Regions from separate parts of the Homo sapiens genome. Here region 1 is linked to region 2. Evidence: chromatin contacts called from ENCODE Hi-C data. All regions are on one chromosome and are shown on one strand. The core of a region is the stretch at or near the end of the contact, and the rest is flanking DNA. Distances in the headings are between cores, read along the strand shown.

The links. Hi-C counts contacts between places; a loop is a spot of excess contacts on that map. Pooled maps may share reads with other maps.
Region 1: a loop to region 2 is called in a pooled map, with 1.8 times the contacts of the local background. The contact joins two enhancer-like sites. A Hi-C loop is called at or near these places in 2 of 37 single-sample maps with no recorded cell type and 2 of 50 pooled maps.

The regions. Positions count from the first base shown.
Region 1 is chr1:59,330,047-59,335,389 of GRCh38, forward strand. All of the region lies in intron 2 of FGGY (FGGY carbohydrate kinase domain containing), which reads left to right. Among named protein-coding and RNA genes, the nearest start is that of FGGY, 36 kb to the left of the region's middle. Within about 2 kb of position 3,690, at least 3 of the 41 ENCODE cell types and tissues checked have a DNase peak (open chromatin) inside an H3K27ac peak, as active enhancers do.
Region 2 is chr1:59,023,068-59,027,972 of GRCh38, forward strand. All of the region lies in intron 2 of LINC01358 (long intergenic non-protein coding RNA 1358), which reads left to right. Among named protein-coding and RNA genes, the nearest start is that of LINC01358, 5.0 kb to the left of the region's middle. RefSeq lists an enhancer at 3,516-3,575. Within about 2 kb of position 3,089, at least 4 of the 41 ENCODE cell types and tissues checked have a DNase peak (open chromatin) inside an H3K27ac peak, as active enhancers do.

The DNA of each region.
Region 1 (5,343 bases), core at 2,440-4,939, 310 kb after region 2:
TCACAGTGCCTTGTACGTCTCTTTCATAGAACTCCATGTGGTTCGTGAATCATTCATTTTTTGTTATCAAATAATAAAATCATTCTATAAATCAAGAATAAAATACCATAAAATGAAACAAAATAATAAGATATTTCACTTTTTGGATTAATGTATGTCTTCCCTACTAGATTTTATGTTTCAGGAGGGCAGGAGCTATGTTTTGCTTACCCAGAGCCTGGGTTATATTAGACCCAGGAAGTGTAAAAAAAATGAAGGGTCAAAAGAAATTGAGAGCACTTTGGGAGGCCCAGGTGGGCAGATCATGAGGTCAGGAGTTTGAGACCCGCCTGGTCAACATGGCAAAACCTTGTTTTTACTAAAAATACAAAAATTAGCTGGGCGTGGTGGTGTGCGCCTGTAATCCCAACTACTGAGGAGGCTGAGGCAGGAGAATCACTTGAACCCGGGAGGCGGAGGTTGCAATAAGCCGAGATCGCAGCACTGCCCTCCAGCCTGGGCGACAAAGCAAGACTCCATCTCAAAAAAAAAAAAAAGAAAAGAAAAGAAATGGAGACCTCCCTACTTCTACCCACTGGAGAAAACTTGAGAAAGGATGTAGGGCAAAAAGTGACTCTTGAACTCTTAAGAGAAGACAATTGGAACTGGAGGAATAGAATGGTCAGAAGCGCTGAGATGGGAACATCAAGGATCGAATCCTAGCTGTAATAGGTGGTTTCTAATAGGAAGAAGGAAAGGGAGGCTAGAATTGACGATACAGGGGTAGGTGAGACAGCTGGCTCAGACCAATGGGGAGCTCCTCTAGAATCATCCTGAGTTTGAGATTGACCAGTCTTGCAACAGATTCAGAATGGCTGGCAGAGAAGAAACTAAATTTAAGGATGTCAGGAGGCAGACATCCTGATGAGTTTCAGAGGCTGAGATTTTTTTTTTTTTAAACTATAAACTTTGGGAAGACTGGGACCACGTCTCTCTTGACCAGGATATGTTCTCTGTGTCTGGCACATATAGGTGCTTAATATTTTTAATAATAAATGGCTAGATTAGACTATTGGCAGAGGAATAAATAGGAGGGCTGAGACTGAGAGGCTTTAGGAAGGCAGGCGTAACTGGACTTGGCAACAATGGAGAGGAAGGAGGTAGAGGCTATTTGAGTTTCAGTTCTTGGCAGAATGTTGGGGTCACTGATATAAATGAGAGTATTTGGCCTTTATTTCATCATCTTATCATCAAATGGCAATACCATACCTAAGCTGGGATGCTACGTAGGTAAAGGATTAGGACTGGGTTTATTTACTTCACTGGTCACTAGAGTAGCTTTTACAAAATTGACTGCCTTCAAGGGCCTTCCAGGTAATGCACGCCCCAACACAAGCTGTATTTGTCTTCTTGCTGTTCCCCCTCCCAGGACCTCTGCGCTCGCTGTTCCCCTGCCTGGAACACTCTTCCCCCAGATTTCCATGAGGTCCACTCCTCATGTCTTTCAGGTGTATCCTCAAATTTCACTTGCATCTTGCATAGGAACCACCTCCTCCTTGCATTCCTAATCCCCCTGAGTAATCACTTGCTAGTATACTATATCTACACTATGTAATTTATTTGATTTATTGGGTATTGTCTATCCCTACTAAAATGTAATCTCCAAAAGAGCAAGGATTAAAAAAAAAAGTTTTTCTCTCCATTGTTTTTCCAATACCTAGAAGAGAAAATTCTGCACAGCCTGACCCTAGAAGGGGCTTGATTATTTTCGCTAAGGACTTATGGCTAAGTGAGTGATTGAACTGTGTAACCAACAGGTAGTGATGGAGCCTGAGGGAACTGGTGATTGCATAACTCCTCGCACGCCCCCAAAGCTGACAAAGGCATTCAAATCAAGATTTAAAAGAATACAGTACCTGCCACTCAGAACTCTACTGCAAGCTGGATTATGTCTATGAAGCCCCAGGCTTTGACCCTTGCTCTAAATAGAGCTAAGGATAAAACCAGGTATGCATCTGACCCTCCAGTTCTCAGTTTGGAGGGTTTCTAAGAAACACCATCTCCCCACCCAATATGGCAGATCTTGCTGATTTAAAACACATGCAGAATTGAACCATTTCCCACAATAAGAAGAAAGTGATACACAATCCCTTCCCCAAATATTTGTTTGCTGCCCCATAGCTACGAGTTGACAGTTGTTAGACATGGAACAGGTTACCAAATGAGGTTGCAGAAATCTCTTTCTCTGGAAATTCTTTAGAAGAGCAATGTGCTTTCTCTCTAGCTAGGGAAATTCTCTTGATTCCAAGCTGTTACAATGAGATTACTGGGCTGCTTTCTTCTTCCATTAATAAGAATATAAAAAAGAATTCTTAGGTCACCAGGTCAAGCCCCAGAGGCCTTCTGGGTAGTGTGACTCTGACAGTCATCTTTCTGGGATGGTTTAGATGGTGTGGGGTGAGGGGTTGGGAATGGCGATGTTCCTCAGCTGTGGATGAGCATGATCATAAGGCATTTCCTTGTAAGGCTGGGGAAATAGTAGTGGCTACCTAGCTAGATCAGGTTTAAATGCATGCCACAGTTACTCTTCCAGTTTCTTGTGAGAGGTCTCTGTTTGAAAGATAGAGACGCTGAGTCTTTGTGACTGAAGGCCATGATTGTAATATTGAGCACTCTGTAGGTCTGTTGAGGGGATTCATAACATACATTGAAGAAAATATTTTCCTTGCTCCTACTAGGTTACTCCCGCCATGATTCTTAGAAAGATTTGAGTCTATCCAATTTTTTCTATTCCTACTCTTTTTGCTTGTCATTTTTATATGTGCTTACGTGACACAGAGAGCAAGCATGCTGTGCTTTGTACATAAAAACATTCCATGAACACAATAAGGCATTGAGTGCATTTCCTATCCTATTTTCTATAAAGGTTTACTGGTTTCAAAGTAATTTCAGACTCCACTGATCCCATTCAAAGCCTTTGATTCTTACTTGGGAGGTATCTCTCACTCAGGAAACTGAGGCTCAGAAAGTTGATGGAGTTAGTGCAGGATTACCTGACCTAGAAGTGGTGGAGTTGGCACCAGAAGGAAGTTCTTTGGACACCACATCCTGTGTTTGTTTCTACTCCCAAACTGCCTTGTGGTATGGAGTTTGAGTCATCTATATTTTCTCACCCAAGTCCTCTTTTGACTAACTGCAGACCTGTGTGAGATGGGCTTACCCAAGTCAGACATGCACTTTCTGGGCACAGAAGCCAATTGGGCCACATAGCAAGTAGAAGTTAGGGCTGGGTGATTGATTGATTGGTATCCCACATGGAAAGATTTGAAGCAACTAATTTGCTCTAATATAAACTGCTACTTACTGTGCACTGATGCCAGATGTTGAGCTCATCACACCTTATTTTGCTGAATTCTCATATCATTGGGAGATGCAGGTTTAGGTAATAGTTTTGTACTGCCAAGGAAGCTGCTTATCTGACTTCACAAAGTTATATAACTCGGAAATAGTAGAACCAGATTTCAGACTCAGGTCTTCTGCCCCCAAAGTCGCTGATTTAACTACTATCCAGTGATTTCCAAGCCAAGTTGTAAGGACATTCCAGGCAGAAATAGCCATACCTGTAAATGCTATAGAAACATGAACCAGCAAAGCAAGAGAGGAGTTGCAATGGCTAGAATTGTGTAACTTGCCTTCAGCCACGTAGCCATGGTGGCAGAGCTAGGATTTGAATTCAAGTCTTTGTGACTCATTGTCATGAGGCCATACTGCCTGTCAGGAAATGGGTTTGGTCCTCACACTGTAAGTCTAGATAGATCAGTGTGGTGAAGGCATCTGGGTATTCACTTGGTACTGTGGGTCAAGGTACTACCAGCAGTCACAGATGGGTCAGCAGCAAGTGTTCTCTAGATCACATGTCCTTTCCACAGGATGAGTCTCTTGGGCAACAGGAAATTATCTGATGACAGAGGTGAGCAGTATGGTATAATGGAAAGAAAATAGACACTGAGTTTGAATTCTGGCTCTGCAATCTACTGGCTGTGTGACAAGTGCAAGTTCCTTAACCTCTCTGTGCCTGCTGTTCACCCTTTCCCTCGCCAATCATCCACTTCTTTTATTTTGTTTTATTTTTTTTGAGATGGAGTCTCATTCTGTCGCCCAGGCTGGAGTACAGTTGCATGGTCTTGGGTCACTGCAACCTTTGCCTCCTGGGTTGAAGCAGTTCTCCTGCCTCAGCCTCCCTAGTATTTGGGACTACAGGCACATGGCACCACACCTGGCTAGTTTTTGTATTTTTTAGTAGAGATGGGGTTTCATCGTGTTGGCCAGGCTGGTCTCAAACTCCTGACCTCAAGTGATCTTCCCGTCTTGGCCTCCCAAAGTGTTGGGATTACAGGCGTGAGCCATTGCACCCGGCCCCCACTTGTTTTTCATGAAAAACTAATATTAAATGTTTCTTTTGGAGGGCTTTGTAAGGATTAAATAATATGTATGTCAAACATATGGCACATAGTAGATGTTCAATATATGGCAATGCTTTATTAATATGACTTGAAAAAAATTACTGCTTTTCTTTTTTGGACATTTCTCATAATTATGTGAAGCTCTTGTTTGAGGAACATGTTAAATAGTAAGAAATGGAATTCTAAATTATAAATCTGGTATTTCCAAACAGGAAAAAAATAATTATATATTTTAAGGTGAATTTCACTAAATGAGGATGGACATTTTTGAGTTGACTTTTATGGGATTTAAAAGGTTGTAGTCATGTTTTAAGTTAATAGAAACTGGTCGCTCATGCTTTTTCTATAAAGGAAACCATAGAAACAAAAATAAAAAATAGAATTAATCGATAAATCTATTATTCTACAACTTTAAAAATTATACAAACAAGTGTAAAATCTATATCCTCCTCCTGCAGTTCCACCCTCAGGAGCAACCACTATTAACAATTTGTTGCATATTCTTTTTTTTAAAACCTTACTAATATATCATGGATGTCTTTCCATTTTATCTTTCATAGCTCAACTCGTTTTAAAAGTATTTAACAGCTTGATGTATGATTTATATATCATAAAATCCAGCCATTGTAAATGTATAATGCTGTTATTTTGTAAATTTATACAGTGGTGCAATCATCACCTACTCCAGTTTTAGAACACTTATTACTCCAAAAGTTTCCTTACACCTGTTTGCAGTCAACCCCAAGCCCCAGTCAGAGGCGCTTTCTGTCTTTATAGGTGTTCTTTTTAGAAATTTTATATAAATAGAATCACATAGCGTGCTTTCTTTTATATCTGGCTCTTTTCACTTAGCATAATGTTTTTAAGGATCATCCATGTTGTTACATATATCAGTAGTTCC
Region 2 (4,905 bases), core at 1,839-4,338:
GGATACTGACACCCACTAGTGAAGCAGATCTTGCTCTGTCTCTTCTCTGTGTGAGTAAAGTTCTGTTCCATCCAGTGCTTGACTGTGTTGTGTTTTTCGTGGCAATTTCAATACCAACATGCAGTGGGCACAAGCGCTTAGACTTCTACTCCGGTTAATAGGAAACAGATACCACTTGCTTGCCAGTTGGATGTGGATATTGGATGTGGATAGATGTAGATATCAATTAAAAGAACAAATGAATACGTGATTGAATGAGTGAATACATATAAGGAGGGAGAGGGTTGGGTCAGGGTAGATGAGAAGGGGGATGAAGGAGGCAGAGGTGGGCAGAGGTGGTGATGTAGAAGAGGTGTTCACCACTGGGAAAACTCCAACTGGGCTGGAGCAGAGGATCCTTGTATGGAAATCATGTCTGGAAACTAGCAGAAGACCAGTTATGGACAATTTTGGCTTTGCTTTGTGGGCCTATCATGCTATTTATACTTATATGATTAACAGACATTTCTATAACATACCAGACCTGACAAAGCTGCTACAACACACCTGAGTTCACATGAGTATGTATTGTTTCTCCAGTTTCCATTGGTAAAAGTGCAGTGCAGAAAATCGTTTTCTGCCCTTTCTCTGTGGCCACTTTGAGGTCAGAGATTGTGTCTTAAATTCAACAAGAACAGAACTGGAATAGTAGAATCTTGTTTTGTTGTGTTTTTGTGAAAAACATAAAAAGGCTCATTTTAGGCTTTAATAAAAGAAGGGGCCTGGAGGCATCACTGGTGATGGTAAAAAAAAAAAAAAAAAGCCATAATTTTATGTTTTTATAAGATTTTAAAATGTTAAAATCAAATTATGAGACATAAATCAGGATGTTCAGAAAAAATTATAAGAACCCTCATGATGTTTATCAATGAATGATCCGTTTGATTCTGTGCAGCCTCATGGCCAAAACCAAGCACAGAGTTAGTCAGATAACTGATCTCCTCTACACATATGATCTTCTTGGGGGACTCTGTTTGGCAAAGGAAGCTTTGGGGAAAGCTCATATAAACCACTGAGTATAGTCAAATGATTTAGACCTGAACACTTTTTAAAGTAGGAGTTATCTGTCCACTAATAAATATTTTAGTAAAGTGTCATGGAACATGCAGTTTTTTTTTAAGGTGGACAAATAATTTTATTTTGTGCATGCAAATACACGTCAAGTACTGCAAACTTTTTCCATCAATTTTCTCTCAAACACTGAAAATCATGATGTCCTATTTTGTGAACAGCCAAAGCTAGTATCTCTTCACTTCAGTGCCACAGCAAAAACATACAGAATTCACTCTTTGCTATTCACTATCATCATAACCCTCGTTGTTTCATCTCTGCCCTCCCCTCTTATACAGCCCTTATAAATTCTAGTCTTATCCCATTTAATCCTATTCCTATAGCACAAAGGCAAACATTACAATTTGGAAAATCAAATTGAAATCAATGGCATAGAATTTATTCCCATATATATCCCCCATTTCATTATACAGAATTATTTTAAGTTATAGTTAAAACTATGACATAAACATGCAGTTTTGAGCGATATAACTTGCCAATAAATCTTCCAGGTTAAATTAGTTGCCAATTATATTACTAAAGTTACCAGGAAAAAAACTTGAGCTATTGTAAGGGTTATGGGCTATGAGACAGTTATGTTTTTGTAGTTGCCAGCTCAAAATAAAGTTTCAGAAGTATTGATATTAAGCCACTCTTGCTGCCAATAATTTGATAGACAATCACTTATCCATTTAAGTAATAAGTTTAGTCAGAGGGAAGATTCTTTTTTATCATCTCTGTGGGAATGTGGGATGGCACACCTTTGTGACTTATTATACAACCACGATAGGTAGGAACCAGTGCTGGCCTTTGTAGTCTCAGGGTCTATATGAAGAGAGCCTCAAAAAATGATGCTTGTTGGTGATGCCAACAGAAGGTTGCAGCTCTTCAAAAAAAAAAAAAAAAAGAATAGGTCTGGGCATGGTGGCTCATGCCTGTTATCCCAACACTTTGGGAGGTTGAGGAGGGAGGATTGCTTGAGCCCAAAGTTCAAGACCAGCCTGGGAAACATAGCAAGACTTTGTCTCCCCCCCCCAAAAAAAAAAAAATAGCCTGGCATGGTGGTGTATGCTTGTGGTCCCAGCTACTCGGAAGGCTGAGGTGTGAGGATCTCTTGAGCCTTGGAGGTCAAGGCTGCAGTGAGGCATGATTGCATCACTACACTCCAGCCTGGGTAACAAGGCAAGACCCCCCTCCAAAGAAAAAATAATCAGGAAGTGAGTTTATTTTGCTTTCCCCTTGTGTAGTCAAATTGATTTGTGTTTGAGGCATGTGAAAGCTAAATGCCTGGCCCTGTATAGGTCATGAGTCATCCCTATATCCTACAGTTTAACAAAAGACAGCCCTGCCTGTTCCCTTCCCCTCCCCACGCCCACCACTGAAATCATTGTAGAGGTAGTGGTCTTCTAGTATGTGACCCTTGGGCTACAATATCAACAGGTTCTAGGCCATATTTCCTTCACATCCACGTAATGAGCCCCGAAACCCAAGTGTCCTATTTTCCTTGAGGACATCTAGACCCAAAGCATCCCCATTTTGGAAGCCCAGGGACTGTGGAGTGGGAAAATATGCCTCCATTCCTCTCCTTCACATGTGTTTTTAGGTTAAAAAAGGCAGGTGCAAATCACAACTGAATATGAAGCCTCAAAAGAGGCCAAAGCAAATCAACTTAACAAAAATAACTTCTTATCACCAAACCTGGAGAAAAACTTCAGCTGTGGCACCTCCAAGCAATGACCACGTCCCTGGCTGACTTAAAAGCCCCTTCAGGACCTCATGTTGATTGAATCCCCATGATCTAGCCTCAAGTGAGGGCTGAGTGGGCTGTTCTTGAGCCAAGTGTCTGTGGTTGTGGATAAATATATTAATATCCTAGCAACTTGCAAAAGCCAAAGTACTTTAGACAGAATTTGTCGTGCATTCTCTTAACAGGAGAGCAGGTTTGAGATGGAGATCTGAGGATATTCTGAGCCAAGCAAAGAGATTCTTAGTAAATACACAAATTCATTTCCTTCTGGTAATGCTTGGCTGCCCCTTGCAAATTGGAGTCATTTTCTCGTGCGGCCTTCTAGTGTTCTTCTGAAATTTGAGGTTTGCTCTGTTTTCAAAATGTAGAAACCCATCTCAGTCATCCACCAAGCTTTCACTGAGCAACCAGATGCAGGCATTGTGCAGGGTTATGAAAGTGGAGATGTTTAAGACACGGTTTCCACCTTCAAGAAGTACACTGTCTAATCAGGAAGACTCACTGCAACATCCAGACTCAACTTGCTACACCCCACCCTGGTGTCCTCCCACTTGCCCTTTCTTCTACCTGGATGGAATGCCCTTGGCTCTCTTCCTCTTCTCTTGGAGGCTTCTCTCCACCCCCACCCGCAGCTGAGTTGCCCACACCTCTGGGATGCTCTGTACTTTGGTCACACATACGTTTCACATTTTCACCGAGCATGAGATTATCTGATATCCCATTTATCACTTCTTCCAGACACATTCCTTCAGCCTGTAATGGTTCCTGGCACGAGACAGGCACACGATCATTATTGGTGGAATGAATGAGTGAATGAATTCACAAGAAACATATGGCACTCAGAAACCTCAGGACCTCAGCTTAAATTCTAGCTCCAATGCTCATGTGTTGAGTGAAACTGACTGAGTTATTTAAGCCTCCTATGACTCACTTTTTCTATTTGCAAAATGGGAATAAGGGTTGTTGTGATGATGAGCAAATTCTTGTTTAGTGCTTATCAAAATGACTGCCAACTGGTAAGCGCTTCATGAAGAGTAGCCATTAAAACAGTTATCACTAACAGACATCTACTGAATCCCGACTGTGTGCCAGATAATGTGCTAGACACTGAGGCTACAAAATGAATAAAGTAAGATGTGTGCTTTCAATGAACTCCCAGCCTGGCTGGGAAGATAGATGTTAACAGAAATTAAAAGGCTATCTTACTAAGTAAGTGGGATATTGGGAACATGAGGTGGGGCACCTAACCCAGGCTGGACCAGATCAATGAATTCACAAGAGAAATGGTACTGGGGATCATGAGAGCTAAATGGAAAAGTCAGAGTCAGAATCTTTAAGGCCTTCCCCAAACCCTGCTCTAAATATTCCAACATGCCTAAGTGTTTTCTTTCCTTATAAATCCCTTCCTCCAGCCATATTGCTGATTATTCTTATTCTGTGAATTACATAAGTGTATTGTTTTACAATTTACAAAAAATTTCCACACACCGTGAGTCACTGGATTCTCCCAACTTCCCTATAGGACAGATAAAGCAGATAATTTAATATTTAATTCATGGGTGAAGAAGCTGAGGCTCTGAGAAGTCGCACTGCTTCTAAATGATCCTAGCTAGACATAACCCCAGGGGCTGACACTAATTCTGATGCCCTTTCAGCTCCCACAGCCTGGACACTCATAACAAGCCAGGAGCCCACCACCTCTGCTCCTTTGCCACACAGTGCCCCCTACCTGGAATGCCATCCCTCATCCCTCGTGTTTGTCTAAATTCTCTTTCTCTTCTTTGAAGTCTCTGTTCAAACCTTAACTGCCTCCCCCTGCCATCTAGTCTCTCCCCTGTCCAGACAGCCTATAGGGGTCTCTTGAACTCCTAGAAGGCCCTCTCTCTAGGCTGAAATAGGACTCTGACATCCTATGGCGGCCTGTTTATGGTTCTTTTTCATGTGCCCATGTCTGCCTCCCCAACCTGGCTGTGAGCCCCTGGAGGAAGAAACTGTGTCTTACTAATCTCTGTGGTTCGGATATAGTAGATGCTTAGTAAGTGCCTGTTGATTAAATGAATGGTATAAAG